Linked DNA regions of Homo sapiens: regions 1, 2, 3, 5, 6 and 7 are each linked to region 4. The links are chromatin contacts, found by Hi-C or POLR2A ChIA-PET in ENCODE. All regions are on one chromosome and are shown on one strand. Each heading gives the region's core, a stretch centred on a gene start or an enhancer-like site at or near the end of the contact. The rest is flanking DNA. Distances are from core to core; before and after follow the strand shown. Region 1 holds the start of SOCS3-DT (SOCS3 divergent transcript). Region 2 overlaps SEPTIN9 (septin 9). Region 3 overlaps SEPTIN9 (septin 9). Region 4 holds the start of TNRC6C (trinucleotide repeat containing adaptor 6C). Region 5 holds the start of LINC01993 (long intergenic non-protein coding RNA 1993). Region 6 has its middle 140 kb from the start of MIR4316. Region 7 holds the start of PGS1 (phosphatidylglycerophosphate synthase 1).

Region 1 (3,918 bases), core at 1-2,500, 400 kb before region 4:
GTGTGTCTTGTCCAAATCTCACTGAGTCCCCAGCACATGCTGGGGAGAGGTGATGGCACGGACTGAGGATACAGTGGCAAAGGCAGTGCGCACCTATCAATTCCAGGGCCGGCAAAAGGGCCAGTTCTGGGTTCTGGCATCCCAAGCTCCCTGTCCCTGGCGGCAGTCTCTTCCTTCCCTTTCAGCACCTCATTATCCTGGTATCTAGGAAGAGCGCAGGGCCCCAGGCCCACAGCGTCTGCATCCCGAGAGGTGAAAATCTAAATGCCACTGAGGCAGCTCTCGGGTGTCCCCAGCACCACACAGCCCATTTGGGGACAAGATGACAAAACTTGCCATCCTTCATAAGGCTGGCCCCGGGTCTCCAAGCCCAAACTATCTACGTCAGTGCCAACGTGACCAGCAGCAAACCAATCTTTCACCTCAATCACTTCCTCTCCTCCCCTCTACCCCCTCCCCGCCAGTGATCAAGTCCTCCCCCACCCCAAGAGAGGCAGGGGGTCACATTCCAGGGGGTGTGGGCCATCTGGCAGTAGCCTGAACCCCGGAAAACTGCTTTCCGGAAATTCTCTCCTGCTAGAATTTTATTCCCAGGTCTGACCCCAGCCTGGGGTGTGAATGCCCCCTTCTCGGCCACCTTTCCAGCTCCGGAGACAGCCATTCCCGCAGATCCCTGGCGTGCCTATTCCAAGGCCTGGGCCGCGCAGCACCAAACTGCCCTCCCCTAGGAGACCCCAGGGCGCCCTCTGGCGGACGCGGGCCGTAGGTTGGGGCCATCGTTCCACCTCGAGCTCTCCAGCCCGGCCGAGAGCACCTGGCCCAACCCACACCGGACCAACCAGGTTTGCAGACCCCAGTGCATGAAAGCGTTTTCATAGGGGAGGGGAGGGGGGCTCCACACTCGCGTCAGGGTTGGCAAAGAACCTGGCAGTGGGCCGAGGCTGGGTAGCTGCCACGAAGGGGCGTCCCCTGCAGCCCTGGGTCTCCCCTCTGGAATCTGCCCGCAGGTGACTGTCGCACGTCTCCAACCTCCGGCTCCCGGGTCTGACCCCAGCCCCGCTGCCTGGCTGTGGGGTAGCCCCACTTCCCTTTCGGCTGGCCCGGGCCGCCTGACCCGCAGTTGGGCCCTCGGGGAGGCCCGGGTGGCGGCGAGGGGGTGTCCCCGCGGGGTCCGGGAAAAGGGGAAGGGGAACCGGGAGGCTCTCCAGGTCGGCCTCCTAGAACTGCCCGCTCTCCCGAAGCGGCGCCCCCGCCTCTGCCAGAAATCAGCCTTCTTAGAAGGGAGGGGGGTGGGGGGAAAGTGTGAATGAGAAGTTGGGGGCGGAGCGCGCGGCGGGGAGGGGCCGCTGCCAGGAACGCGCCGCCGGGGCTGGCGCCGCGCCCACCGGCCGCCTCGGCCGCCTCTCGTCGCGCTTTGTCTCCGCGCGCGTCCCTCCCGGTCCCTGCCCCTGCTCGCGGCCCGCCCTCGGCGCCCGCGGCCCCTCCCTCACCCTCCGCGCTCAGCCTTTCTCTGCTGCGAGTAGTGACTAAACATTACAAGAAGGCCGGCCGCGCAGTTCCAGGAATCGGGGGGCGGGGCGCGGCGGCCGCCTATATACCCGCGAGCGCGGCCTCCGCGGCGGCTCCGACTTGGACTCCCTGCTCCGCTGCTGCCGCTTCGGCCCCGCACGCAGCCAGCCGCCAGCCGCCCGCCCGGCCCAGCTCCCGCCGCGGCCCCTTGCCGCGGTCCCTCTCCTGGTCCCCTCCCGGTTGGTCCGGGGGTGCGCAGGGGGCAGGGCGGGCGCCCAGGGGAAGCTCGAGGGACGCGCGCGCGAAGGCTCCTTTGTGGACTTCACGGCCGCCAACATCTGGGCGCAGCGCGGGCCACCGCTGGCCGTCTCGCCGCCGCGTCGCCTTGGGGACCCGAGGGGGCTCAGCCCCAAGGACGGAGACTTCGATTCGGGACCAGGTAGGAAGGAGGAGCGCGGCGTGGGGAGGGGTCTCGCTCAGTCCCGGGAGCTTTTCCCGGTTTCCCCTCCCCTTCCCGGGTCATTCCCGGCAGGGAGGTGACGAGGTAGGGGCAGAGCGGATGGAAGCCGGAGATCCCAGGTTCCCGGAATACTCCGGCTGGGGCCTTCGGGCTTCTCCTGTCCCCTCCCTACCCCCGTGCCTCGGGTTTCTCCCTCCGTCCACACCGCCCGGGGCTACTGGACTGAGCGGCGCCCAGGCAGTCCCGGGGGCCCTTCTCCTGCTCCCCACCCGGCCACACTCCTGGAGACCTAACTTCCGCGCGCGAGTTTCCCACGCTGCGCCCTTGCAGTGCGCGCCTGGGAAGGGGCTGCCCGGGGCCACCCTGCCGGCAGGGGCGGGAGCCGTGCGGGCTCCGTGAGGCGCCTGGATCGGAGCGCGGGCCCAGGAGAGGGCCCCCGGGGCAGTGGGTGCCCCAGTCGCTCGGCGAAGGCAGGGGAGCCGGGGCGGGCCGGGCGCGCTGGAGGGTTCCGGGCACTCAACGCGCTCGCGCCTTCCTCTCCGCAGCCCCCCGGGATGCGGTAGCGGCCGCTGTGCGGAGGCCGCGAAGCAGCTGCAGCCGCCGCCGCGCAGATCCACGCTGGCTCCGTGCGCCATGGTCACCCACAGCAAGTTTCCCGCCGCCGGGATGAGCCGCCCCCTGGACACCAGCCTGCGCCTCAAGACCTTCAGCTCCAAGAGCGAGTACCAGCTGGTGGTGAACGCAGTGCGCAAGCTGCAGGAGAGCGGCTTCTACTGGAGCGCAGTGACCGGCGGCGAGGCGAACCTGCTGCTCAGTGCCGAGCCCGCCGGCACCTTTCTGATCCGCGACAGCTCGGACCAGCGCCACTTCTTCACGCTCAGCGTCAAGACCCAGTCTGGGACCAAGAACCTGCGCATCCAGTGTGAGGGGGGCAGCTTCTCTCTGCAGAGCGATCCCCGGAGCACGCAGCCCGTGCCCCGCTTCGACTGCGTGCTCAAGCTGGTGCACCACTACATGCCGCCCCCTGGAGCCCCCTCCTTCCCCTCGCCACCTACTGAACCCTCCTCCGAGGTGCCCGAGCAGCCGTCTGCCCAGCCACTCCCTGGGAGTCCCCCCAGAAGAGCCTATTACATCTACTCCGGGGGCGAGAAGATCCCCCTGGTGTTGAGCCGGCCCCTCTCCTCCAACGTGGCCACTCTTCAGCATCTCTGTCGGAAGACCGTCAACGGCCACCTGGACTCCTATGAGAAAGTCACCCAGCTGCCGGGGCCCATTCGGGAGTTCCTGGACCAGTACGATGCCCCGCTTTAAGGGGTAAAGGGCGCAAAGGGCATGGGTCGGGAGAGGGGACGCAGGCCCCTCTCCTCCGTGGCACATGGCACAAGCACAAGAAGCCAACCAGGAGAGAGTCCTGTAGCTCTGGGGGGAAAGAGGGCGGACAGGCCCCTCCCTCTGCCCTCTCCCTGCAGAATGTGGCAGGCGGACCTGGAATGTGTTGGAGGGAAGGGGGAGTACCACCTGAGTCTCCAGCTTCTCCGGAGGAGCCAGCTGTCCTGGTGGGACGATAGCAACCACAAGTGGATTCTCCTTCAATTCCTCAGCTTCCCCTCTGCCTCCAAACAGGGGACACTTCGGGAATGCTGAACTAATGAGAACTGCCAGGGAATCTTCAAACTTTCCAACGGAACTTGTTTGCTCTTTGATTTGGTTTAAACCTGAGCTGGTTGTGGAGCCTGGGAAAGGTGGAAGAGAGAGAGGTCCTGAGGGCCCCAGGGCTGCGGGCTGGCGAAGGAAATGGTCACACCCCCCGCCCACCCCAGGCGAGGATCCTGGTGACATGCTCCTCTCCCTGGCTCCGGGGAGAAGGGCTTGGGGTGACCTGAAGGGAACCATCCTGGTACCCCACATCCTCTCCTCCGGGACAGTCACCGAAAACACAGGTTCCAAAG
Region 2 (3,796 bases), core at 649-3,148, 460 kb after region 4:
CCGCACCACTGGGGTGACCAGGGAGAGCAGGACGTCCCAGCAGGGGCCTGAAGACAGGCAGGGGGCTGGGCTGCTGGGAATGGGATGAAGCAGGAATCGGAGCTGGGATTTTAAAGAAAACCTGTGGCCCACAGGGTGTTACCCCCACGGCCCCATCCACCTTGTGTGCGCTCAGAGCACACACACACAGGGACACACACAGGGGCTACGTACTGTGGACGACCATTCACAAGCTCAAGAATCAGCAATGCTAAACATTGCTCAGGGACATGTGCACTTCACACAATACATACAAGCCCAAGCTCGGGACAGTGGCCACTTCTCAGGGAGACTGGGCAGGAGACCACGGGCACCCACAAGTGCCCTCGGGCTCGAGCTGGTGGCCATCTCAGAGTGGTCATTTTATTGCTGTGCTTCGTAACTCCTATATGAACACGCGGTGCCTGGCATGTGTAACTGTTATATAACAGAAGGCCTTTTAACAAGGAGGGCAGTGAACGGCATCACTGGAGGTGGGGAGCCGGGCAGGGAAGGCAAATAAAGACACCCGGTGCCCTCCCATGTGATGAACTTCGTCTTCACACACCTGCAAGTGTCTCTTGTGATTCCTTTGTTATCCCCATTATCTTACGAAAATGGGGCGTAGACGCTGGGCACCACGGCTCACGTCTGCAATCCCAGCACTTTGGGAGGCTGAGGTGGGTGGATCACGAGGTCAGGAGTTCGAGACCAGCCTGGCCAACATGATGAAATCTCGTCTCTGTTAAAAATACAAAAATTAGCCAGGCCTGGTACCAGGCGCCTGTAATCCCAGCTACTCAGGAGGCTGAGGCAGGAGAATCACTGGAACCCAGGAGGTGGAGGTTGTGGTGAGCCAAGATCACGCCACGGCACTCCAGCCTGGGCAAAAGAGTGAAACTTCGTCTCAAAAAAAAAAAAAAAGAAAAAGAAAAAGAAAAGAAAAGAAAATGAGGCATAGAGAACGCAAGAACTGTGTCTGTCTCAGCTCCACAGTGCATAAGGCTGGAGCGGGATGCAGAACCCATACACCTGGCTCCAGGCTGCCCCATCGCAGAGCCACATGGCTTTTCCCCAAGTTAAAAATGTCTAGTTTTTACTTGGTAGGCCAGCAGGCAGGGCCGGGGCCTCCACCTTGCCCAGCCCTCAAGTGCTCTCAGTGCTATGCCGGTTGCCTTTGCCTAGGCCCTCCTGCCACGGCCCTGTGTAGGGCGGTGTCCACACTAGAACCTCCTGCAGACTGACCAGCAGCACTCTCATCTAACACTGACGGGCAGCGAGAGCCGGCAGGAAGAATGGGGCTCTCAGGCTGGAGTTGGAGTGTGTGATCGCCACTCCCTGGCTCGGGCAAGTTACTCTCATTCCCTCAGTTTCCTCATCCATAAAATGTGGATAATAACGTCACCCGCCTCTCAGGGACATGAGGATTAAATGAGTTCATGGCGTGATCAATTACACCCCACATTTCTATTGACAATACTTGGGGTGGTTTCTAAGGATGGGAAAGATACCTCAAGATGCTGTTCACCAAGTGGGAGGCAAGAACAAGGCACAGCCCTTACTAGTCCGGGTGTCAGGTCAGCTATGAACTCATGGGGCCCCTGATATAAAAACCCAGCAGTGCTGAAGGCACATTTCCAGGGTCCTCATATAAGACTGCTGGAAAGTGGGCCCCACCACCTCACAACTGTCCTGACAGGTTCCAGACTCTTCCTCAGCTGGAGCCAGTGGTGCTCAACAACGCACAGGTCAGAGAGGTGCGGGGACCTCTCTCTTGTGCATTTCCTGACAGTTTCTGTCACCGGCCACCTGCGGTACTCAAGGTTGGCCACCAGGGTGCAGCAGAGGCACGCCCATAGCAAAGCCGCCGGCCCGTCCCAGGCCCATCCATCCCTAACTCTCCCAAACCTGCCTTTCATAAAAAGTTTCCTAAACAGCAAGAACTCTTTGGGCAGAGAGGAAGAGAGGAACTGCAGGCAGAGGGGCCAAGGGGAGGCAAGCCAGCCTGACACCACAGGCGGATACTGGAAAACACCCAGGCTGCACCCAGCTGGGCAGCTCCCGCAGGGTGGGCCCGGCAGGGGTGGTGGTAGGGGAGGAGTGCAGACAGGGGAAAGGCCCGTGTGCCTCTCCACACCCTCCTCCAGGCATGAACTCCCATCTCGAGGGAGTCTGGTGCAGGGCTGGAGCTGTAGATTCTAGAGCCGCCTCCCGTTCTGGGTCCCTTGGCAGGTTTTCTGCTCACAGCACCTCTTCAACTCTGCAAGGAGGGTGGGTGCGGGGAGCTTCGGACATGAAACGAGATAACCCATGTCTAGCCAGTGGCACAGGAGTGTCTGATGCCTCCTGGTAATTGTCATTATGACCATTTTTTTAGAGCAACAGCTTCCCAAAAAGCTCTGTGGTCTTTGGGACAGTCTCTCAACTCACTAAAATCTTGGCACACTGCACCCACTTTGTGGATGATGAAAACTGAGGCCCTGGAAGATTAAGAGACTTGTGCTTCCTGCTCTACTGGGCCTTTCAGCCAAGTGCTCTCCCAGAACAAAGTGGCTTTTCCTGCTGCATTTCCCTCTGCACCTTCCCCTCTTCCATTCTAATGAGAAATGAAGGGACAGAGAGAGGAAGGGGAAGGAAACGTTCGGGCCCATCCCTCCCGGGGTGTCACCGCCAGGAGTGGGTTGAACTGTGGCCCCCCAGGGGCTCCCATCCATTCAAAGACATGGTCAAGGTCCAGGCCTTGGAACCCATGATTGTGACCTTACTTGGAAAACGTCTTTCTTTATAGATTCATTAAGGATCTCCAAATGGGATCATCCACTTAGGGTAGGCCCTAAGTCCAAAGACAGGCATCCTTGTCCAAAGACAAGAAGGAAAGAGGGCAGGCTCGGTGGCTCATTCCTGTAATCCCAGCACTTTGGGAGGCCAAGCAAGGTGGGCAGATCACCTGAGGTCAGGAGTTTAAGACCAGCCTGGCCAACATGGCGAAATCCTGTCTCTACTAAAAATACAAAAATTAAGTCAGGTGGGTGGTACGTGACTGTAATCCCAGATACTCGGGAGGCTGAGGCAGGAGAATTACTTGAACCCAGGAGGCAGAGGTTGCAGTGAGCTGAGATTGCAACACTGCACTCCAGCCTGGGTGACAGAACGAGACTCCGTCTCAAACAAAAAAAAAAAAAAAAAAAAAGGAAGAGGAGGGACGGGACAGAGACACAGGGAAGAAGGCCCTGTGACAATGGGGCAGAGATTAGAGCATGTGATGCCTTTACAATACAACTAGGAATGCCAGGCGCCACCAGAAGGAGGAAGGCATGGATGAGGCTGGTCCTCAGGGCCTCAGAAGGAAACAGCCCCTGATTTCGGACCTCTGGCCTCTGGAACTGTGAAAATACGTTTGTGTTGTTTTAAGTCCCCTCGTTTGTGCTAATTGGTTACAACAGCCACTCAAGAGACTAAGGTGTGAGGGTCCCAGGAACTTCAGCAGGGTAAGGGGCCGAGGGTCCATCTGGCTCACAGAGCTACAGCCCACCCCTTTTCTAGGCCCAGAGAGGTTGGGCGATTTGTCCAGGGCCACACAGGTGCCTATGAAAGAGCCTGCACCAGGATCCAGAACTTGGCGGCCCCCATCCCAGCTCCTGTCTCCCTGAATCTTTCCCTGCCCGGGGGGAGGTCTGGGGTGGAGGCATCTGCACAGGCCACTTGCCCTCTCACTTTCCCAAGGGTTGAATGGGGACAAGGAGACCCCTCCCTCTGGGTGGGGCAAGGCAGTGGATGA
Region 3 (3,676 bases), core at 550-3,049, 490 kb after region 4:
CGTGGAAGACATGCCACGGAGAGCTAGCATCTTCTGAGACACCAGCAGAAGGTCAGACGTCTCGCGGCCCAAGGATGACTTGGTCCCAGCGTCTATCCATCTGCCGTCCTGCATGAAAAGCCTGACGTGACATGGCCGGCCCCAGCGGAAGAGTGATTCGGGAACCGGCAGAGCGGATTTAGTAACTGGCAAACTGGATTTAGTAACTGAGACACTGCCAGGGGCTTGGTAGAAGTCCTCTAATGTACCAGACCCAGCCCTGACCCCCACAGAGCCCAGCCGAGCACTAAAAGGTGCAGAGGCCGAGCTGAGCACCAGGGGAACACTGACCCCAGGGCTGACCGGTGCTGTGCGTGCACTCTACAGTTTACAGACGGCTCACATTTACTCGATCGCATCTGACCCTCTCCTGCGAGGCCTTCCTCAGATTCTCCGTTCCCTAAAGTCATCAGTTGTGCCTTCTGAAATCAGAGCAAAGTAATAAAACTGCAGTAATAGCGTGTTCTTATGAACGCTGTGATGTTAGCTGGTTAAATGAGGGAGCCCCCAGGGTCTCCCACACTGCCCCGACCCTGTGTGCCTTCTGGTCCTGGCCTACCCTCCACACCTCCTGCTTCTCTTCTTTCTCCTCCTCCCGAGGACCCAGGGCCTGGGGTTGACCTACTGTGGGACTCCAACGGTGACCTCCTGGAAGAAATGCCCGCTTCTTCCTTCCACCCAGTAGTGACCCCTGGCTCGCTCACGCTCACGCAGCTAACACAGGCAGCAGCCGGAACCTGGAAGCTCCTGGGGTGGGAGCCTGTCCCCTCCCAGGCCCTTCCAGCCCGAACTCCGGGAAGGAGCTACATTCATATGGTAATTTCTCCCAAGGCTGGGAGGGGGAAGGGGCCTGGCCCGGGCCTGACCACTTTCCTGAGGCTGCGCCCACTGGGCCCTCCAAGCCAGCTGGGCTCCTCGGCTGCATCTCTGAGGGATGGTAACAGACTACAGTGCAAACTGCCTACCGGCTGGCTGGGCAGTGGGTGCCCAGATGCGGGCCAGGGCCTTCGCTTTACAGGCTGTGTGGTGGTTTAAAGTGGGCACTTTCATGGGCACACATTTGTGTTACAGTTTACTCGTGTGTGTGTGTGTGTGTGTGTGTGTGTGTGTGTGTGTGTGTGTGTGTGTGTGACAGTCCAGAAACATGGTAACTTATAGCTTCCCCAAGACGTTGGCCCTGGGAGACCTGCCCACCTGGGGGCCCCAGCACTTCCAGCCTCCCCCAGGAAGGTCTTGTCTCCCTTGGTTTGAAGTTGGCCCCAGGGAAGAATCCTCTCAGAAAAATAAAAGTCACTTCCCCCAGCCTCAGCCCAGCCTCCTTCCAGGGGTGAGTTACACCAAACTCACCCTCTCCCTCCCCTCCCACTTCCTCTCTCACGCTGCAACTAGCTGCAAGTGGCTCACCCACCCAGGCCTGCCAGTCTACCACAGAAAAGACACTCGAACTTTGCATTTCCCCTTTCTGACTTGTTCTGGGCTCCAACAGGCAAAGGAAACTGGAAGTCAGCAGCCAGGACCCAGCTGCAGGCCCCCGGGGTCACTCTGCGTCCCCACCCCAGCCCCACCCATCCCTGCGTTGATTCAATGTCCATTCATCCTAGTTCATGGAGCGAGGCCTGGACTCAAGATAAAACAAAGGGGGCTTTGGCCTCCTGGGGCTCACAGTGCCCGGTGCCGGCGAGACAACCTCAGAGCACAGCACAGAGAAATGGCTGCGACACGGACTCGCAGCACCTGGCTGGCCAAGCACAGCAATGCACCCCCACCAGGCCTGGGTCCCTCAGCAGACACATGGCTTAAAGGCTGGTTGGCTAAACCACATGATCTTGCAATTACCCAAGAGAAATGAAAACATGTTCACACAAAAACCTGTAGACCAGCACTCACTGCAGAATTCTTCACAACAGAATTATGCCAAAAAGCAGAAACAACCCAAATGTCCATCAGCAGATGAAGAGATACACAGTGTGGTCTATCCACGATGGAATATTATTCGGCCATGAAAAAGAATGAAGCACCAGCACCTGCTACAATGTGGATGAGCCTTGAAAATATTCTACCAAGTGAAAGGAGCCAGACACCAAGGCCACATACTGTACGATTCCACTTATACAAACTATCTAGAACAGGTGAATTCATAGAGACGAAGGCAGATGAGCGGTGGCTAGGGGCTGAGAGCCCGGAGTTGGGAATGGGGATTGGCTAATGGGGGCAGGGTCTCTTTTGGGGATGATGAAATGTGCTGGGATTAATGGCGATGGCTGTGTAACTGTGATGGTTAATTTCCTGTGTCAGCCGGGCGCAGTGGCTCATGCCTGTAATCCCAGCACTTTGGGAGGCTGAGGCGGGTGGATCACGAGGTCAGGAGATTGAGACCACGGTGAAACCCCATCTCTACTAAAAATACAAAAAAAAAAATTAGCCGGGTGTGGTGGTGGGCACCTGTAGTCCCAGCTACTCGGGAGGCTGAGGCAGGAGAATGGCGTGAACCTGGGAGGCGAAGCTTGCAGTGAGCCAAGATCGCGCCACTGCACTCCAGCCTGGGCGACAGAGCGAGACTCCGTCTCAAAAAAAAAAAAAAAAATTTCTGTGTCAACTGGACTGGGCTATGGGGCACCTAGGTAACCGGTCAAACATTATTCTGAGTGTGTCTGTGAAGGTGTTTTTGGATGAGTTTAATATTTAACCCTTTTACCTTTTAGAAAGTTCAGCTCACTGCCAGCACTCACTTAATTTTACATAAACACGCTCTTTGAGGCTGAAGCAAATCTGACTGGATGCTCTGTGTGAAAATTAAATATAAAAACTGGCCAGGCGTGGTGGCTCACGCCTGTAATCCCAGCGCTTTGGGAAGCCGACATGGGCCAATTATTTGAGGTCAGGGGTTCGAGACTAGCCTGGTCAACCTGGTGAAACACCGTCTCTACTAAAAATACAAAAAATTAGCCACGTGTGGTGGCAGGCACCTTGTAATCCCAGCTAAACTCAGGAGGCTAAGACTGGAGAATCACTTGAACCCAGGAGGCAGAGGTTGCAGTAAGCCGAGATCGTGCCACTGCACTCCAGCCTGGGCAACAGAGAGAGTCCGTCTCAAAAAACAAAAAAATTAAAAAGAAAAAAAATTTTTTAAATTGTTCCTGCAGTTATTTCTAAGCAAAACAACAGAGTCATCTGAGTCGTCTATTCTGGAAAAATCAGATTCATCAAATGAATCTTCAGCCAACAACTGATCAAGAACAATGTTAACATCACTTGTAGGAATGCTGTGTTCTCTAGGATTTGACATTTTCAGCGATCGAGAATTACTATTTTTTTTTAAATTTTATTTATTTATTTATTTTTTGAGATGGAATCTTGCTCTGTCGTCCAGGCTGGAATGCAATGGCGCGATCTCGGCTCACTGCAACCTCTGCCTCCCGGGTTCAAGCAATTCTCCGGCCTCGGCCTCCCAAGTAGCTGGGATTACAGGTGCCTACCACCACGCCTGGCTAATTTTTGTATTTTTAGTAGAGATGGGATTTCACCATGTTGGCCAGGCTGGTCTCCAACTCCTGGCCTCAGGTGATCAGCCTGCCTCAGCTTTCCCAAGTGCTAGGATTACAGGCATGAGCCACCACACCCAGCTGAGAATTACCAT
Region 4 (3,831 bases), core at 1,056-3,555:
GCCTGACTATGCCTATGGTCAGGTCATGAGAAATCTGTATGAAAAACAGCTTCCAAGAATGTCTATTCTTATGAAAATAAATATTAAAAACTTTCTGTAGAAAAAAAACTTTCAGTATAGGTAAAGTTACAACTGTTCACATCATTACTTTGTTCTATTAATACACACAAAATTAATTCCGACAACTGAACTAGTCATTTTAAAAACCCTGTTTTGCATTATTTCCCCCAACAAAGCATCCTAGGGGTGCTACAGTGAAACATGCTCAAAGACCATTGCCACCTCTGCTGTTCTGGAACAATGTAAATTTCTTCAAGGTGCCCTCTACTAACCAAGTTCATCTGGCCTGGGGCTAAGTTTTATCATTTATTCTTTCATACAGTACTGAAGGAAATCCGGAATCTATGAATATCATTGCCAACACCCCCTACACATTTCAAACCAGCTACCACTGTCCTCTGAAATCACTCAAGCCAGGTTTCCAGGGTCTCAACTCATTCGCATAGTTATTCAATTCCAACTGCAGGAAATCACTTGCATAAAGTAGGCCTTATGCAGGCTCAAATTACATTCAGGGACGTACGAGGCTCTCACAGCGATCACCATAAATTGGCTACCTTGTACTGGCCGAAGTACGTCAACGTGAACACCAGACACTCGAGAAAAACCGAACCTCGGCTACACAATGGATTAACCCAGTCAGAAGGCTCCAACTTGCAACTCCTTAAAGACGCTGAAGTTGGACATCTACAGAGCACCATTTTGAGTTTAGAATCCGCAGTTCACGCCTAGAAATAACCGAGCGGACCACTCAAATGGAGGTTTCATTTGGCGGAGGCAAAGGTTTGAGACAACTCCACTAATTACGTGCAGAATCACCAATACCGTCAAATGCCTTCGAATGCAATAGGTGCAGCCACGATCTAGCGGCTCCTCCTCCCCTACCTCCCGGCACAACATCCAAGCAGCAAGCCTTCATTTTTGCTAAGATCCCCAAAGCTCCGTGTAACATGCTTGCCAGTTATTTCTTCCCCAGGTTAACAGGCAGGGAACCCCCACATCCACATCTGCACATTTTCATAGCTACGAATCAATTAATTAAATCTCGTCCTCAAGGTAAAGGTGCAAAGGAGGCACCGCTTAAAGCAGAGGCGGCAACCAGGCGCTCGGGTTACGTTATCTGATAACAGGACAGATGTTGTACGGCTCGTTTTCCTCATACGCATTACTCCGCAGTCCGCAGCACCGTTAGAAAATCCACCTGATTTCAGAGCCGCAGAGCGCCCAGGGGTCCTTCTCCGCCCACCCGCAGCACGCCCCGGGTTTTTCTCTTCCCCCAAACAACGGCACCGGGCTCCTGCACCAAAACACGGCGGGTTCGCGCCTGCCATCACCAGTGCAAAATCTGCGGGGGGCTGCCCGGAAAGGACCGAATTTCACCGCTGCATGAGTTTTAAAAGGGAGGGGGCACATCCATCTTCAGCCCTCCATTCCACTCCCGTTTGATTGTGATGCACACCGGGCGTCTGCACAGCCCCGTCTCACACTAGCACACACGCGCCCCGGCCCCGGCCGCTTCCCGCCGCTCCCCTCAAACCCGGCCGGCCCGGGGCCTGGCGCCGCACGCGGGTCGCTAGGGGCCAGCGCCCGCCCCGGCTCGGCTCGGCCGAACAAAGGGCCCGCGAACCTCCCGGCAAAGTTGCGGCTGCGGCGAGGAGCGGGCGGACTGCCGCGCTCACCTGGGCTCCGTCCCCGGCGGCGGCGGCGGCTCCGCGGGGCTCCGGTGGCGCGGGCCTGGCGGCGGCGGCGGCACGAACAACCGCCCGAGGGCCTCGGGAGTGCGCGGGCGGCGGGGGCCCGCTCAGCGCCGGCGCCACGGACTCAGGTCCCGGCGCGGGCGGCGGCGGCGGCTGCGGCGGCGGCGCGGGCGAGTGGGCGGCGGCGCGTCCCGGCAGGTCCAGGTCCGGCCCCGGCAACGCCGCGACGCGTCCTCCTCCTCACGCCCGGCGGGATGCGGCTCCGGCGGGGTCCGGGTCCTAGGCGGCGGCGGCGGCGGCGGTGGCAGCTGCGGACGGCTGGGCGCGGGGCCGCTCCGCTCCCTCCGCCTCCGGCTCGGGCGGGCCCGCGGCTACTGCGACGGTGACGGCGGCGGGAGCGCGGCGGGCGCTGGGACTGCCCTGTCAGGGGGCGGCCCGGGCGGCGCTCAAGACTGCGCGGCGGCGGGGCCGGCGGCGGCGGCTACGGCTCCCGGGGCCGTCGCGCTGAGGTGCGGAGCTGCCACCGCGGCCATCTTGTTGCTCTAACTGACAAGAACCCCCCTCCCCCCGCTTCAGCCAGACGGGGCGCTCGCGCCCCCTTCCCCGCCCCGCGTTGGCCTCCAACAGGAAGTCGTCCCGGCCCCTAGCACGTGACTCCCACCGTATCTGCATACCGGAGGGCGAACTGGCCAATCGGCACTCTGCACCTGAGCTCCTCCCCCGCGCGCCCCTCCCGGCCCATTGGCTCCTCGGCCAGGCCACGCCTCCTCCTTTCCCCTTAATACCCGCCCGCGCTGTGGTTCCCTGCACCGCGCGGGGAGCGCGCCGGGGTGCGAGCGGTGCGCGCTCCGAGTGGCCGGGACGCGCGCCAGTCCTGGGAGCTTGCACTGCTCGGGGGGGTTACGTGGAGACTTGCGTGGTGTCCTTTACCGCCGCCGCCTGCCCTCCGGTCCCTGGGCGCTGTGGCTCCGCGTTAGGGTGCTGGCGGGAGGGGTGCCGATCCGGTTCTGCGCGTCCGGTGGGTTCTCCGGGCCAGCGCCCCGCGGCGCCCGGGCTTTATGCTGTAATTGCGCCCGGCGGCGCCCGGCGCCCGCACCGGCGCGCGTCTCGCCCGTGCCGTGCACACGCCCTGCACCGCCCCACTTTGCACACGCACACGCACACGAGTCCTTGGGGCCCTGGAGCATCGTGCTCGCCTCGCGCCTCCCGGCCCGCCCTTGCGCTCAGTCGCTCCCCAGGGAGCGCCCAGCTGCGAGCAAAACAAGCCTCGCTGCGAAACAGTCCCCCGGGGAGACAGCCCTTTCCCCGGAGCACAGACACCACACCTTCACCGCGCAAGCCTTCGGTCCGGGCCGAACCCGGGCGCTCCGGCGCCTACGCACCCCACGATTCCTCCCCGGTGCTCCGTACGCCGCCGTGATCCTCCATTCCACGGCTCCTCGATATCCATTATTCATTAGTGGTAGGTAAGGTCAGGCGCAATGTGCAATTCGAAAAGTCCCTTTTTAACTTTCGGTTCAAGCCAGGAGAAGATTTTGAAACCAAGAATTTTCTCCATTTTCATGCAAGGTCGCAGAAGCAGGCTAGCTTTTCCCCCATCGTTCAGTGGAGGATCAGCAGTGCTACTTGGAAGTTGGTATTGGAAGAGGCCATTCCCTGTCTACGTGTCCCTGTCTTGAAGAGGAGATAATAACACACTAGTACTTTCGCAATGCAATTTTGTTACCGCAAGTGTCATGCTTTGAAACGACTGTGGATGAAAGAGACAAATTCCCCGCTCTCGTTTCCCTTCAGGGTCCCATGAGCTCCTTTCTTCTTACTGCCATATTTTAAGCCCTCCGGTAGTCAGATTCACAACCAGCCTCTAAAGGGTCGTCAAATGTCTGTTGTATCGTGTTGTGTATTTCCCCTCCCGAGAACCCACATCCCTTAGAAGGATCTGAAGGCAGAGGGAGCTGACATGGAGGCTTCTGCCTTGTCTATTCATTTTATTTACGTTCATTTAATTCTCGACTGCAGAGAACCTACATCTTTTGTATTTCTCAAAGGTAGAGGTATTATCACATGCTCCAGA
Region 5 (3,914 bases), core at 220-2,719, 320 kb before region 4:
CATTTTCATCTGCTGGGATATCCCCAGCCCCTGGAACAGCCCAGGCTCATAATAGACACCGAGTTTGCAGAATAAGTGAATGAATGGGAGACTGAAGGAGTGAGCTTGCTTGTACACAACCACCTCTCAGAACACACATGCATCTGTCTGCACCGGTCTGTCATTTTGAATTCTGGGGCAGGGAGGAGTGCCATTGATTTGCTTCATTCATTCGCCTGGTGGTGTGTGTCCCTCCCTTTTGACTATAGCTTACCTGGCATGCACCTTCTTCCTCACTGCCCCAAGGCCTGACCTGGAGTCCGGCCTGCCATAGGCGCCCCTGCATTCCTGCTGATGACCAGAGGGCTTCAGTGGTCTTGCCTGGAGAGAGTGACCAGTTGTGGTTGGGTCTCATTTGCATGTGCTTTGCATAATGCTTTGCATAACCTCCTACAAGCCACATTGAGCAGGGAAGGTGGGGTGCAGAGAGGACTGGCCCTGGGGCCCCCTGAGAGCTGACCCCTGCAGCAGATGTTCTGGGGTTTGGGGCTCCTTGGGGACCAGCTCCACCTGGTGCCAGTCTCCCCAGGCCAGGTTAGGGGTGCAGATCTGGACACAGTGAGGGTGAGGGTACAGGCTTCCCTCGCCAGACGCGGCTTCTCCCTTCCTCTCCCTGGGAAAGGGGAGGCCTCACTGCAAGCCCCAGGAACCTGCCCCAAGGCCCTCCGAAGTTCAGGCCCTGCCTCCCTGCACTGAAGAGGCTGGGGTTGGGGGGCAAGTGTCACCCACGCCTCAGAGTGAGCCCTAGATCTGAGGAGAGACAAGATGGGGAGGAGGGGAAGGGGGTCAGCTCAGAGGGCAGCCCTGCCCACTCTGCCATGTCCCAGCTTTCAGACGTGGCTGAGAGGACATGAGATGCCCCGCTCCCCGGAGCGGGTCACAGAACTCGGGGTAAGTTTCTGGTCTGCCTACCTGGCAGATGCCCCTAGAGAGTGGCCTCCCCAACAGCACCGACCACCCCAGGGCAGGTGGGGAGCAGCGTCCCCCACCCCATGACCCCGGCCAGCCTGGCCACCCTGCTGGGCCACATGGTGCCACAGGTCAGCAGGGGTCTTCAGGCCATGTGAGGAAGGTGTCTGGGCTGGTGGCCAGGCTGGGTGGGAGGGGTGGGGGCAGGTGGAGCTGGGTGGGTGATTGGGTGACCTCGACCCCTCAGCAGGCTGCACCAACCCTGGCTGGAGCTGCCACTGGCCTCAGCTTCCCTTCTCAGCAACTGTGACCTCAAGCAGCTGCTGCACCTGTTGGGTGTGGGTGAGCCCGGCTCTTCTTTCCCTTCCAGGGGAGGAGTCAGCCCAGGAGTCAACTACGAGGTCGGGGAGGGGATTAAGGAGCTGAGAACAGGAGACAGCAGAGGGGACAGGCTGTCTTCAAGCACAGCTGGCACCTGGGGAAAGCCGCCTCCTCCCTCCCACTGCCCCCACCCCCGCTTGTTACTGGAAATGAGGAGAGCCTCCCAGGTCCCAGCAGAGCTGCTGCTGGTAAGTCCCTTCCCCAGCGGCCCCTCCACCCCTCACAGGCCCAGCTGTGCCAGCCCAGCCTGGGCCCTACTCCCGGCTCCTGCTTTAGGTGGTCTCCTGTGGCCTGAGGCCCTGGGGGTGGGCAGGGGTAGGCACCCAGGCCCAGAGGCTCTGCGCCTGTCTCCAGGCTTCCCTGCTGCCTGGGCTCTGTGGTGGGAGGCGGGGTTGCAGGTGAGGGGAGTCCTCCGTAATCAACCCCGGTTTATAGGAATTGGGGCCCCAGTGCCCAGACTCATGGGCCTCCAGGGGAGCAGGTGGGAGGCTCTGCCCAGCCCACCTCCCTCTGAGTATGGATCTGAGGTCACACACACCTGGCTGGAAGTGACTTATCCTGTGAACCTCAGCGTCCTTACCTGTAAAAGGTAACAAAATTCTCTCTTCCTCCAAGTGGCTGAGAAAGGTAGAAAAACAGAGTAAGAGCAGCTGGTCCCAGCCCCGTGAGCACCGGCCGGGACCCCTCGGGTGGGATCCCATCGTACCATCTCTGCCCATGATCCAAGGAGACCATTTCAGAGAGGCTGAACAACATGCCGGGCTCAGGGCACGGGGCAGGCTTTAGTTTTGCCACAGCCAGCCGGCTGGTGAGCAGGGGCGGGGCAGCCGTGGGCCTGGAGAGTGGGGGCGACTTCTTCCTACCCCCTCCCAGAAGGAGAAAGCCCACATTTTTAGGTACCACAGCAGCCCTTTTGGGCAACAGGCTTCCCCTTTTTTTTTTTTTTTGGAGACAGAGTCTTGCCCTGTCGCCCAGGCTGGAGTGCAGTGGTGTGATCTCGGCTGACTGCAACCTCCGCCTCCCAGGTTCAAGCAATTCTCCTGCCTCAGTCTCCCGAGTAGATGGGATTACGCCCACCACCATGCCCGGCTAATTTTTGTATTTTTAGTAGAGACGACAGGGTTCCACCATGTTGGCCAGACTGGTCTGGAACTCCTGACCTCAGATGATCCACCCACCTTGGCCTCCCAAAGTGCTGGGATTACAGGTGTGAGCCACTGTACCCGACCCTCTTTTTTTAAAAAAACCTTTTAAGTTCAGGGGTCCACGTGCAGGTTTGTTATATAGGTAAGCCCGTGACATTGGGGTTTGTTGTACAGATTATTTCAGCACGCAGGTACTAAGTCTAGTACGCATTAGTTATTTTTCCTGATCCTCTTCCTCCTCCCAGCCTCCACCCTCTGATAGGATCCAGGGTCGGCTGGTCTATTCTATGCAGATTCTTAGAAATATCAACTGAGACCGGGTGCGGTGGCTCATTCCTGTAATCCCAGCACTTTGGGAGGCCGAGGTGGGCGGATCACCTGAGGTCAGGAGTTTGAGACCAGCCTGGCCAACATGGCAAAACCCCGTCTCTACTAAAAATAACAAAATTAGCTGGGCATGGTGGCACCTGTAATCCCAGCTACTCAGGAGGCTGAGGCAGGAGAATTGCTTGAACCTGGGAGGCGGAGGTTGCAGTGAGCCGAGATCGCACCACTGCACTCCAGCCTGGGTGACAGAGCAAGACTCCATCTCAAAAAAAAAAAAAAAAAAAAAAAGATAAATACCCCTGATGGAATGCAAGGGGAAAGTTCCGCCCTTAGCCCATCAATCCTGGCAGGTGCTCCACCCTCCCACCTGGGGACCCAGGTGGCAACCGGCAGAGCGAGCTCAGAAACTCCACGTCAAGGTAGCAAAGCAGCATCCGCCTGGGTCCCCTAAGGGAGTAGGGCTGCATAGACCGGGTGCACCCGCCCTGGGCTGTTACAGAAGGAGAAATAAACTTCTCCACAAGCCACAGCTGCTATTGTTGGCTACCGTGCTGCAGCTGCTGAGCTGGTATGTGTCTTTGTGTGACTGGCTGATTTCACTTAGTGTGATGTCTCCAAGGTTCATCCACATGATAGCATAGGTCAGAATTTCCTTCCTTTGTTAAGGCTGAATAATATTCCACAGTATGGATAGACCATAGTTTGTTTATCCATTCATGTATCCATGGACACTAGGGTTGCTTCTATCTTTTGGCTATTGCAAATGAATAATGCTGCTATGAACGCGGGTGAACATATCTCTTTGAGTTCTGCAGCTGCTGAGCCTACCTGAACTAGCGCCAGTTACAAGAAACAGAAACTCACCTCAAACCAGCCGAAGTCAAATGGAGCCTGAAATGCAAACTAAAACCACAAGACGACGCCACTCAATACCTATTAGGACGGCTACTATTTTTTTTAAAAAAAAAACAACAGAAAATAACAAGTGTTGGTGAAGATGTGGAGAAATTGGAATCCTGTGCACTCAATTTTTTTTTTTGAGGTGGAGTCTCACTGTCATCCAGGCTGGAGTGCAGTGGCACTATCTCGGCCCACCACAACCTCCACCTCCTG
Region 6 (4,125 bases), core at 1-2,500, 420 kb after region 4:
TTGCTGTGGACTAATTCTCATTTCAACATGTGGCTGTCATTTCCCTGTCATCATGGCTGATTTACAACAGGGTTTAATTAAATTCTCTGTACATTATTCAGCATTCTCCAAAGACAACACCAGAGAGGCCCGGGGTATTTAAAATGTCACCTGCTGAGACATATCACCTCTTCCTAAATAAATATGACAGTGATCAAACTTTGGCTAATTACAGTGACTTAGTTATTTGTTTGTATGTTTTAATATTTAATTGCTTTCATGTTCATCCAATTACTGAGCCACAGCAAATAGAAATTAACTTTTTATCAGCGTGACTCAGCCCAGCTCATAAGCACTCCAAAGCCTCAATACAATAGGAACTGCCCAAGCTGAGGATCACAGCCATGTTCTCAGCTCAGTGGACGGGGCCATTAAATTAAGGGAGAATCCTCACGGCTCCATCCCCGTTCCCAGCCTGCATGGGGCTGCGGGCCCAGCTTCCAGGAGCATCTAACTCAAAGCCAAGCAGCTGAGCGAAGGAACGCAGGCAGGGCTTCTAATTCCACACTGACACCCGATGGCCACTCTGTGCAACTGCCCCGGGTCCTTCAGATACTTAAGATTCCTGGGGAGATGAATAGGAACTCCTGGGTACACAGAAGTGAGAGTTTTTGAGTTCCCATATCAGTAACCTAAGTTTCTCCTCACCAGGGAGGCTCTTTCTTGATGGTCCTCCAGCTTTGAGGGCCATCTGCTCCTCTGGAGACGTCCTGGCTCCTTCTGCCAAGCTTCCTGGGACAAAGGGGACACCTGAGGGCTGGTTGAGTGCCTGCTGTTTTTAGAAACGGGAGCCAGGATAGGAACACAGCCCATCACCACCCGTCTTCTGATCAAATGCATTAGCCAGTCCTCAAAATCGTCCACCACGCCCTTGAAAGCCAATTCCTCTGATGTTATCTTAAAAGCTCCCCCTGGCTCTCTTTCCCACCCATCGTTCCAATACATCATTGACATCTTGACATCCACTCTTCTCCCAAGGCTAGCCTGGGCATGGAAGAATTTCTGCAGAATTTTAGAAATAAAAAAAAGAGGAAGAAGTAAGCCTTTCTGGGAAGCTTCAGCAATTCCAAATGGGATAAGCAAGTTCTACCTCCAGCCTAATCCCACAGCCTCATGGGATGTTGGCTTAAAATGTTCAACTTTCCAAAAATAAAAAATAATCTTTCCACGCACTTAACATCTTATCTCTCCTGCTCAGCTGTAAGCTCCTTAAGTGGGGGTGGGGAGGCTCAGAAACCAGAAGAGAGGCAGCTGGGGTAAGAGCTGCAGAAAATGCTGGCTGACCAGCTCTCTGTGGAAGGGGCCATGCCTGGCCTTTGTTGTTGTTGTTTTTAATAAGTACTTAAAACAAGTTAATAATATTTATATAAAGTAATATTTCTCCTATGATTCACTTTCAATTTATTTTAGAAAAAAATATATAAGTGTACCCAAAATTCCAAATCAATTTAAAGTAAGAACTCTCAGTTTTTGTCTAATACATCTTATTTTATCTTATTTTGAGACAGAGTCTTGCTCTGTCGCCCAGGCTGGAGTGCAGTGGCTCAATCTCGGCTCACTGCAACCTCCCCTTCCCGGGTTCAAGCGATTCTCCCCCTCAGCCTCCCAAGTAGTTGGGACTACAGGCACGAGCCACCATGCCCGGCTAATTTTTGTATTTTTAGTAGAGACAGGGTTTCACCATGTTGGCCAGGCTGGTCTCAAACTCCTGATCTCAAGTGATCCGCCCGCCTCGGCCTCCCCAAGTGCTGGAATTACAGGCGTGAACCACCACACCCGACCCAATAAATACTTTAACGTCCAAAAAAAATTAAAAATGGTTGGAAGAGTGTTTCTTGATAAATATCAACATTTCTTCAACGTAGTTGCCTGGTCTTTGTAAGGAGTGTGGCTCACTCGGGGCAGCCGGGGGTCCTACAAGGAAATGCATTCATTCATTGAGCAAACAACCTCTACCGTGCGCTAGTGCACTAGGTATGGATTTAGTGATGATAGAAACAACCACCACAGGAAGAGACAAGGTCCCTGTCCTTGTGGCGCTGAAGCTGGAAGGAAACTCACAGATAATTCCGAGTGGGTGAGCTGAGGTGTGGGGAGGAGACGCGGAGACCGCAGGGGCGACCTGCCTGGTCTGAGGAGCTGGGAAAGGCTTGCCTGGGGAGGCCGCATGTGAGCTGACAGCTGAAGACAGACAAAGAGCCTTTTTCAATTAACAAAGAGGAAGAGGCCTCGCGGAAGATTTTTCCTGGGGGCTCAGAGTTTATGCAAATTAACCCAGCCCAGAACGAGGAATTCTAATTGGCCCCAGCAGGTGCCTCCTCGGCAGGGTCGTCCTGCAGTTGGGCACCTGTGTGAACGTCTCCATCAGGGTCCCCGAGGCCAGCACTGGCTGTCAGACCCAGTCTCCTCAGACCCGGAGATTTTTACCTGAAATTCACATTGAGTCTTCACTCCCCGTTCCTTTCGAACTAACTCCCCCTGACAGGCAAGTCCTTATAGAAAGCGACAAAGCTTCCAGTCCTGTGGCTTGGCTGAGAACGACTGAGAAACCAGGATGGGAAGAGGCCAAAGAGGACACAGTGGACTGAGCTGGGCTGGGCATCGGGGAAGGCTGGACCTCAGGGTCGTCAGGTCCCTGCAACGCGGGGCTGGCTCCGACGGTCCCTCTGGAAGGCGAAGCACTGCTGCACTAGTGAATTCATCCAGTGCATCCTCACAGAGCCCACCAGAACAAGGCGGTGGCAGGACTGGGGTCAGGGCTTCCCTTAGGTGCCACACGTTGTCACTGCCAGGATGAGGCATGGGAGCTCTGGCTGTGCCCACTTAAGCCCATCTGGAGGAGCAGGAAGTGCCACACCTAGAAGGTGGCAGGTGTGTTGAGGATGTGAATAAAGGTCAGCAGAGTGCCACAGGGAAAGTCAGCTGATGGCAGTGGGGACAGGGGTCCGGGTGGAAGGAGCCATTGGACATGGCTCATGGCAAAGCCAGCCTGGTGCTTCGGAGAAACTGGAGCGCAAAATACACAACAGAAGGGGCAAGAGAGGAGCCGCCCTGGCCCTGCAGGTAAGGATGAGCCTTCAAGCCAGATTAAGGAGTCAGGCTGTATCCTGAGGGCAAAGGAGAGCCACTGCAGGCTTTCCATGGAGGAGTGAGGAAACTGAGCACAAAGTAGATGTTCTTTAAACACCTTTGAGGCTGGGTGTGGGGGCTCGTAATCCCAACACTTTGAGAGGCCAAGGCAGGAGGATCATTTGAGGCAGGAGTTCAAGACCAGCATGGGCAACATAGTCAGACCCCCATCTCTACAAAAATATTTTTTAAAATTAGCCGGGCATGGTGGCATGTACCTGTGGTCCCAGCTACTCTGGAGGCTGAGGCGGGAGAATTGCTTGAGCCTGGGAGGTTGAGGCTGCAGTGAGCCAAGACTGTACCACGGCACTCCAGCTTGGTGGACAGGGCAAGACCCTGTCTTGCTACCTAGGAGGGGCCCACCAAGATTCACCTCCTAAGCAGAAACTCAGGTATGGTTGAAAGGGGCTTATTAAGGCTAACAAGACTCTCACCCCTATCATTCAGGAAACTCTAAAAGTTTTAGAAGCTCTTCTACCAGGAACAAAGTCCAAATATATATTGTTTATTATATCACAGTATCACATATTATAATCCCTAAGTTAGCCGCTATTAAAAATGCAAAAGTACAGCTAAAATGCCAATAAACTAATTAAAATGGGGATACCAAAAAATATGATTAACCTAAAAGAAGTCAGGAAAAGAGAAACAGGGAAACAAAACAAAACAAAAAAAACAGAAGGGACAAAAAGAGAACAAATGTCATAATGGCAGATCTAAATCCAGCTACATCTATAATCACGCTTAACAGAAATGCACTGAACATCCCACTTAAAAGGCAGAGATAATCTGGCTGAATAACACTGCAAGATCCAGCTATGTGTCATCTCCAAGAGATACATTTTATTTTTTGTTTTGTTTTGTTTTTTGAGACGGAGTCTCGCTCTGTCGCCCAGGCTGGAGTGCAGTGGCGCAATCTCGGCTCACTGCAAGCTCTGCCTCTGGGGTTCATGCCAT
Region 7 (4,261 bases), core at 530-3,029, 420 kb before region 4:
CTAAATCAAACTTGAGTTTTCGATGAAAATCTTCCACCATAGATCACCATGAAGCAAGCTCTTTTCTGTACCTAGAATCAGTACACATGACTGGACCCCAGATCTCTGTACTAGATGTCTGACCCCAGGAGGTCAAATCTCACCCGAGGAGTACACGTACAGATAGAAAATCTAACACAATGCAACCTCAACTAAAGGAAGCAGTTCTAAGATTTTTTTTTTTAAAGATCAAGTGTAAGACTCAATTAAGAAACCTATTTGCAGCCGGGCACGGTGGCTCACGCCTGTAATCCCAGCACTTTGGGAGGCCGAGGCAGGTGGATCAACTGAGGCTGGGAGTTAGAGACCAGCCTGACCAACATGGAAAAACCCTGTCTCTACTAAAAATACAAAATTAGCCGGGTGTGGTGGCTTATGTCTGTAATCCCAGCTACTCGGGAGGCTGAGGCAGGAGAATCGCTTGAACCTGGAAGGTGGAGATTGAGGTGAGCCAAGATTGCGCCATTGCACTCCAGTCTGGGCAACGAGTGAAACTCCGTCTCAAAAAAAAAAGAAAAGAAAAGAAAACTATTTGCACACAAGAGAATTTTTTTTTTTTGAAACAGAGTTTTGCTCTTGTTGCCTAGGCTGGAGTGCAATGAGGCAATCTTGGCTCACTGCAAACTCCACCTCCTGGGTTCAAGCGATTCTCCTGCCTCAGGGTCAGCCTCCCAAGTAGCTGGGATTACAGCCATGCACCACCATGCCCAGCTAATTTTGTATTTTTAGTAGAGACGGTTTCACCATGTTGGTCAGGCTGGTCTTAAACTCCTGACCTCAGGTGATCCACCTGCCTCGGCCTCCCAAAGTGCTGGAATTACAGGCGTGAGCCACCACACCCGGCCAAGAATTATTTATCCCCTTTTTTTTAATATTAGCAAGCCTCAGGTCAGCATGTTCTTGGCAAATGTTTATTTTAAAAGACCACTGCCTGAACAAATTGCTCCAAAGCCTACTTCATCATTTACATAACTTCAGTACTTTTCCAGAACACAGGCCCTTTGAAATGTGTAAAAAGTGTTTCGAGTGGCTCCTCTTCCCATGCCTGAGTGTTACTAAGGATTGCTTCACAGCTTTTTCTGGCAGGATGTGAGAAACGCTCTATACACAAAATCCCAGCAACGGTGATTCACTCACAGCCAGGCTTACCTAAGGAAAAGACCCCTCTGAACTCTCCGACACTCACATCCTGGGGCCGAAACCATGATATAAACAGCCTCTGGAGCTTGACCGAAGCTCCCTGAACGCACACACAGTCCCTCTTTTAACGTGTAAGTGCACGGTGGCCGGGGCTCGCCAACAAGCACGGTGTAGACGGGGAGCAAGGACTGGCCGGGCTGCGCAGGAGGCCCGCCGGCTGGACCCGGCCGATAATGGAGCACGAGCCGCCCACCCTCCCTCAAGAAGGCCAGTGAAGAAGCACATAGGTCAGGCGCCGAGCCCCGGGAGGCAGAAATGGGCCCGGAAACCGGGGAGGGACTCGCTGCGGATGCCCAGGACGCTGGGGCCGGGAGTTTGAGCGCCGGGGGGCCGGGCTGCAGCCGCGAGGGCTGCACTCTCATCCCGGCCGCCCCTCTCACCTCCTGCGCTGGCGGTCCCGGTTCCTGCCGAGGCGGTCGGACAGGCGTCCCAGGAGCGCGGCCAGCCCTGGGCGGCCAGGCAGGAGGCCCAGCAGTCGCCTCCAGAACACGGGTCCCGCCGCAGCTGCCGCCGCCACCGCCATGGAGACTCGCCGCTTCCGCTTCCGCTCCCGGCGGGCGCGAACTTTATTGACAAAGGCGAGCGCGGACACGGCTCAGGCGCGCAGGCGCGGAACCCCTGGCTCGGGGAGGGCGGCGCTGCACCGCCCCCAAGCCTCAGTTTCCCCTCTGGGGGACACAGGCGAGGAACAGTGGTCGCGCCGCAGGAGGGGGTCGGAAGCCGGCCCGTTAAATCCGTAAGGGCGCCAGGTGGCCTGCATTCCTGCAGTCACTCGTCACAGGTCGCGGAGGAAAGGATGCGGCGCAGGGGCTCTAGCACCGTCACGCTTGGCTCCAACTCACCAGCTGTCAAAAAAGCTTTTGTTTGTTTGTTTTGAGACAGAGTCTCGGTCTGTGTCCCAGGCTGGAGTGCAGTGGCGCGATCTTGGCGCATTGCAGCCTCGACCTCCCGGCCTCAGGGGATCCTCTCAAAGTGCTGGGACCACTCCCAAAGTGCTGGGACCACCAAAGTGCGTGTGCCACCATGCCCGGCTAATTCTTTACTTTTTTGTCGAGATGGGGGTCTCACTACGTTGCCCAGGCCGGTCTCGAGCTCCTGGGCTCAAGAGATCATCCAGCCTCAGCCTCCCAAAGTGTTGCCATTACAGACATGAGCCACCGAGCCTGACCACTGGCTGTCAAGATTGACTCCTCGGCCGGCGCAGTGGCTCACGCCTGTAATCCCTGCACTCTGGGAGGCAGAGGCGGGTGGATCACCTGAAGTCAGGAGTTCGAGACCAGCCTGGCCAACCTGATGAAACCCCGTCTCTACTAAAAATGCAAAAAATTAGCTGGGCGCAGTGGCCCATGCCTGTAATCCCAAACTACTCAGGAGGCTGAGGCAGGATAATCGCTTGAACCCAGGAGGTGGAGGTTGCAGTGAGCCAAGATCGAACCACTGTACTCCAGCCTGGGCAACAAGAGCAAAACTCCGTCAAAAAAAAAAAAAAAAAAAAAAAAAAAGGACTTCTCACTGATAAGTGAGGGAATTACTGTTTGAGGCTCTAATTGATAGGGTGTTCTTTAGACTTGTACAACACCCCTAAGGTGTTAAACTTGAACAAAGTCTGTTCTTGTACAAAGTCTTGTAACCTGGTTAACGCTGACTCACTAAGGTGCACAGAACCACGGAAAATCCCCACCAGACTGAGAGAGGAATCATTTTTCACCCTGTTAGCCCCAGAGGCTGCAGCTCCATGGCACAGAACAGCCTAAGCAAATCTGTGTGAGATGAACAGTCTTCCACCCTCCTGATATGCCCAAGTACACAGATATCACTGGCCCCTGGCAACACACAGTTCTATGCCCAAAAAGCTGACGGAGCACATCCTCATACACCAAGAACACTTTTTTTTTTTTTTTTTTTTTGAGGCAGGGTTTCACTCTTGTCACCCAGGCTGGAGTGCAATGGCGCAATCTTGGCTCACTGCAACCTCTGCCTCCTGGGATCAAGAGATTTTCCTGTCTCAGCCTCCGGAATAGCTGGGATTACAGGCGTGCGCCACCACGCCTGGCTAATTTTTGTATTTTTAGTAGAGACAGGGTTTCACCGTGTTGGCCAGGCTGGTCTCAAACTCCTGACCTCAAGTGATCCACCCAACTCGGCCTTCCAAAGTGCTGGGATTACAGGCGTGAGCCACCGCGCCCGGCCCAAGAACACTTTTTGCAGCTAATTTTAAAATGGAAAACTTTGTGGCATTCTGAAAGGCAGGAGAGGTGATCTCTGATCTGTAATATGCAGCTCCCTGGCTGACCCACATAGGCTGGGACCTGGAAACTGGAAAAGCTGTAGGACATAATCATAGTCTGCCGTGTTGTGAGGTTAAAATGATATGGACACGTGGGCCGGGCGCAGTGGCTCACACCTGTAATCCCAGCACTTTGGGAGGCCGAGGCGGGCGGATCATCTGAGGTCGGGAGTTCGAGACCAGCCTCACCAACATGGAGAAACCCTGTCTCTACTAAAAATACAAAATTAGACGGGCATGGTGGCACATGCCTGTAATCCTAGCTACTCAGGAAGGCTGAGGCAGGAGAATCGCTTGAACCCGGGAGGCGGAGGTTGCAGTGAGTCGAGATCGCGCCATTGCACTCCAGCCTGGGCAACAAGAGCGAAACTCAGTCTCAAAAAAAAAAGATATGGACACACTGAAAAAAACACTCCAAAGTCCACTTCCACAGATTATGCAGGGAAATCAACTACACATTCCCACAAGAATGTTCATCTCAGCCTTGTTCATGATATCGGAAGTGTGGAAGCAAATCTTCAGGGTAGGGGGGTTGGTTAAATAATGATACATCGGTATGTTGGAAGACCACACAATCATAAAAATAACATGTTCTGGAAGAATATTTAATGACATTAAGTGTAAAAGCCAAATTACCAAGGAGTAGCGTAGAGACCATCTCATTTCATTAAAGGAGAGGAAGAAAGAGGAAATGCGTGTATGTACACAGAAAGACTGAAAGTAAATACCCCCAAA

Evidence for each region. A loop is a pair of places that touch in the nucleus more often than their neighbours do. ChIA-PET counts read pairs that join two places held with the same protein, here RNA polymerase II (POLR2A). Pooled maps may share reads with other maps.
Region 1: a map of naive thymus-derived CD4-positive, alpha-beta T cell shows a loop between it and region 4 (7-fold over the local background). The contact joins the promoter of SOCS3-DT here to the promoter of TNRC6C in region 4. A Hi-C loop is called at or near these places in 2 of 168 maps with a recorded cell type or tissue (both naive thymus-derived CD4-positive, alpha-beta T cell) and 9 of 50 pooled maps. POLR2A ChIA-PET finds 5 or more read pairs at or near these places in 6 of 52 experiments (A549, A673, CD4-positive, alpha-beta T cell and 3 more).
Region 2: a loop to region 4 is called in a pooled map, with 2.8 times the contacts of the local background. The contact joins the enhancer-like site here to the promoter of TNRC6C in region 4. A Hi-C loop is called at or near these places in 1 of 50 pooled maps. POLR2A ChIA-PET finds 5 or more read pairs at or near these places in 7 of 52 experiments (AG04449, AG04450, CD4-positive, alpha-beta T cell and 4 more).
Region 3: a loop to region 4 is called in a pooled map, with 15 times the contacts of the local background. The contact joins the enhancer-like site here to the promoter of TNRC6C in region 4. A Hi-C loop is called at or near these places in 1 of 168 maps with a recorded cell type or tissue (CD8-positive, alpha-beta T cell), 1 of 37 single-sample maps with no recorded cell type and 9 of 50 pooled maps. POLR2A ChIA-PET finds 5 or more read pairs at or near these places in 24 of 52 experiments (AG04449, AG04450, B cell and 19 more).
Region 5: a loop to region 4 is called in a pooled map, with 4 times the contacts of the local background. The contact joins the promoter of LINC01993 here to the promoter of TNRC6C in region 4. A Hi-C loop is called at or near these places in 1 of 50 pooled maps. POLR2A ChIA-PET finds 5 or more read pairs at or near these places in 2 of 52 experiments (K562 and activated B cell).
Region 6: a loop to region 4 is called in a map of Panc1, with 5 times the contacts of the local background. The contact joins the enhancer-like site here to the promoter of TNRC6C in region 4. A Hi-C loop is called at or near these places in 10 of 168 maps with a recorded cell type or tissue (IMR-90, Panc1, aorta and 6 more) and 27 of 50 pooled maps. POLR2A ChIA-PET finds 5 or more read pairs at or near these places in 21 of 52 experiments (A549, AG04449, AG04450 and 16 more).
Region 7: a pooled map shows a loop between it and region 4 (4-fold over the local background). The contact joins the promoter of PGS1 here to the promoter of TNRC6C in region 4. A Hi-C loop is called at or near these places in 1 of 37 single-sample maps with no recorded cell type and 9 of 50 pooled maps. POLR2A ChIA-PET finds 5 or more read pairs at or near these places in 5 of 52 experiments (CD4-positive, alpha-beta T cell, Caco-2, HepG2 and 2 more).

What each region holds. Positions count from the first base shown.
Region 1 is chr17:78,357,780-78,361,697 of GRCh38, reverse strand. SOCS3-DT (SOCS3 divergent transcript) reads right to left here and starts at 1,250. Exons shown (of 5, transcript NR_110847.1): 1 at 925-1,250. SOCS3 (suppressor of cytokine signaling 3) reads left to right here and starts at 1,621. Exons shown (of 2, transcript NM_003955.5): 1 at 1,621-1,948; 2 at 2,515-3,918. The coding sequence starts at 2,603. The coding sequence ends at 3,280. RefSeq lists silencers at 720-769, 1,000-1,199, 1,260-1,569, 1,580-1,859, 2,270-2,509 and an enhancer at 1,617-2,265.
Region 2 is chr17:77,493,178-77,496,973 of GRCh38, reverse strand. All of the region lies in intron 10 of SEPTIN9 (septin 9), which reads right to left. Among named protein-coding and RNA genes, the nearest start is that of MIR4316, 98 kb to the right of the region's middle. RefSeq lists an enhancer at 1-547. Within about 2 kb of position 1,898, at least 9 of the 41 ENCODE cell types and tissues checked have a DNase peak (open chromatin) inside an H3K27ac peak, as active enhancers do; they include CD4-positive, alpha-beta T cell, where a contact is called at or near this core.
Region 3 is chr17:77,463,549-77,467,224 of GRCh38, reverse strand. The region is part of intron 3 of SEPTIN9 (septin 9); the gene reads right to left. Among named protein-coding and RNA genes, the nearest start is that of MIR4316, 68 kb to the right of the region's middle. RefSeq lists enhancers at 1-467, 468-1,219, 1,171-1,300, 1,901-1,960. Within about 2 kb of position 1,799, at least 26 of the 41 ENCODE cell types and tissues checked have a DNase peak (open chromatin) inside an H3K27ac peak, as active enhancers do; they include B cell, CD4-positive, alpha-beta T cell and CD8-positive, alpha-beta T cell, where a contact is called at or near this core.
Region 4 is chr17:77,957,177-77,961,007 of GRCh38, reverse strand. TNRC6C (trinucleotide repeat containing adaptor 6C) reads right to left here and starts at 2,305. Exons shown (of 23, transcript NM_001142640.2): 1 at 1,740-2,305. RefSeq lists enhancers at 1,370-1,928, 1,929-2,488 and silencers at 2,161-2,620, 2,641-2,690.
Region 5 is chr17:78,276,047-78,279,960 of GRCh38, reverse strand. It overlaps LINC01993 (long intergenic non-protein coding RNA 1993), which reads left to right and starts at 1,469. Exons shown (of 7, transcript NR_073178.1): 1 at 1,469-1,517. RefSeq lists enhancers at 936-1,769, 1,770-2,603, 3,165-3,214, 3,445-3,714.
Region 6 is chr17:77,539,315-77,543,439 of GRCh38, reverse strand. No RefSeq gene overlaps it. Among named protein-coding and RNA genes, the nearest start is that of MIR4316, 140 kb to the right of the region's middle. Within about 2 kb of position 1,250, at least 5 of the 41 ENCODE cell types and tissues checked have a DNase peak (open chromatin) inside an H3K27ac peak, as active enhancers do.
Region 7 is chr17:78,376,167-78,380,427 of GRCh38, reverse strand. PGS1 (phosphatidylglycerophosphate synthase 1) reads right to left here and starts at 1,779. Exons shown (of 10, transcript NM_024419.5): 1 at 1,620-1,779. The coding sequence starts at 1,762. RefSeq lists a silencer at 1,494-1,733 and an enhancer at 929-1,890.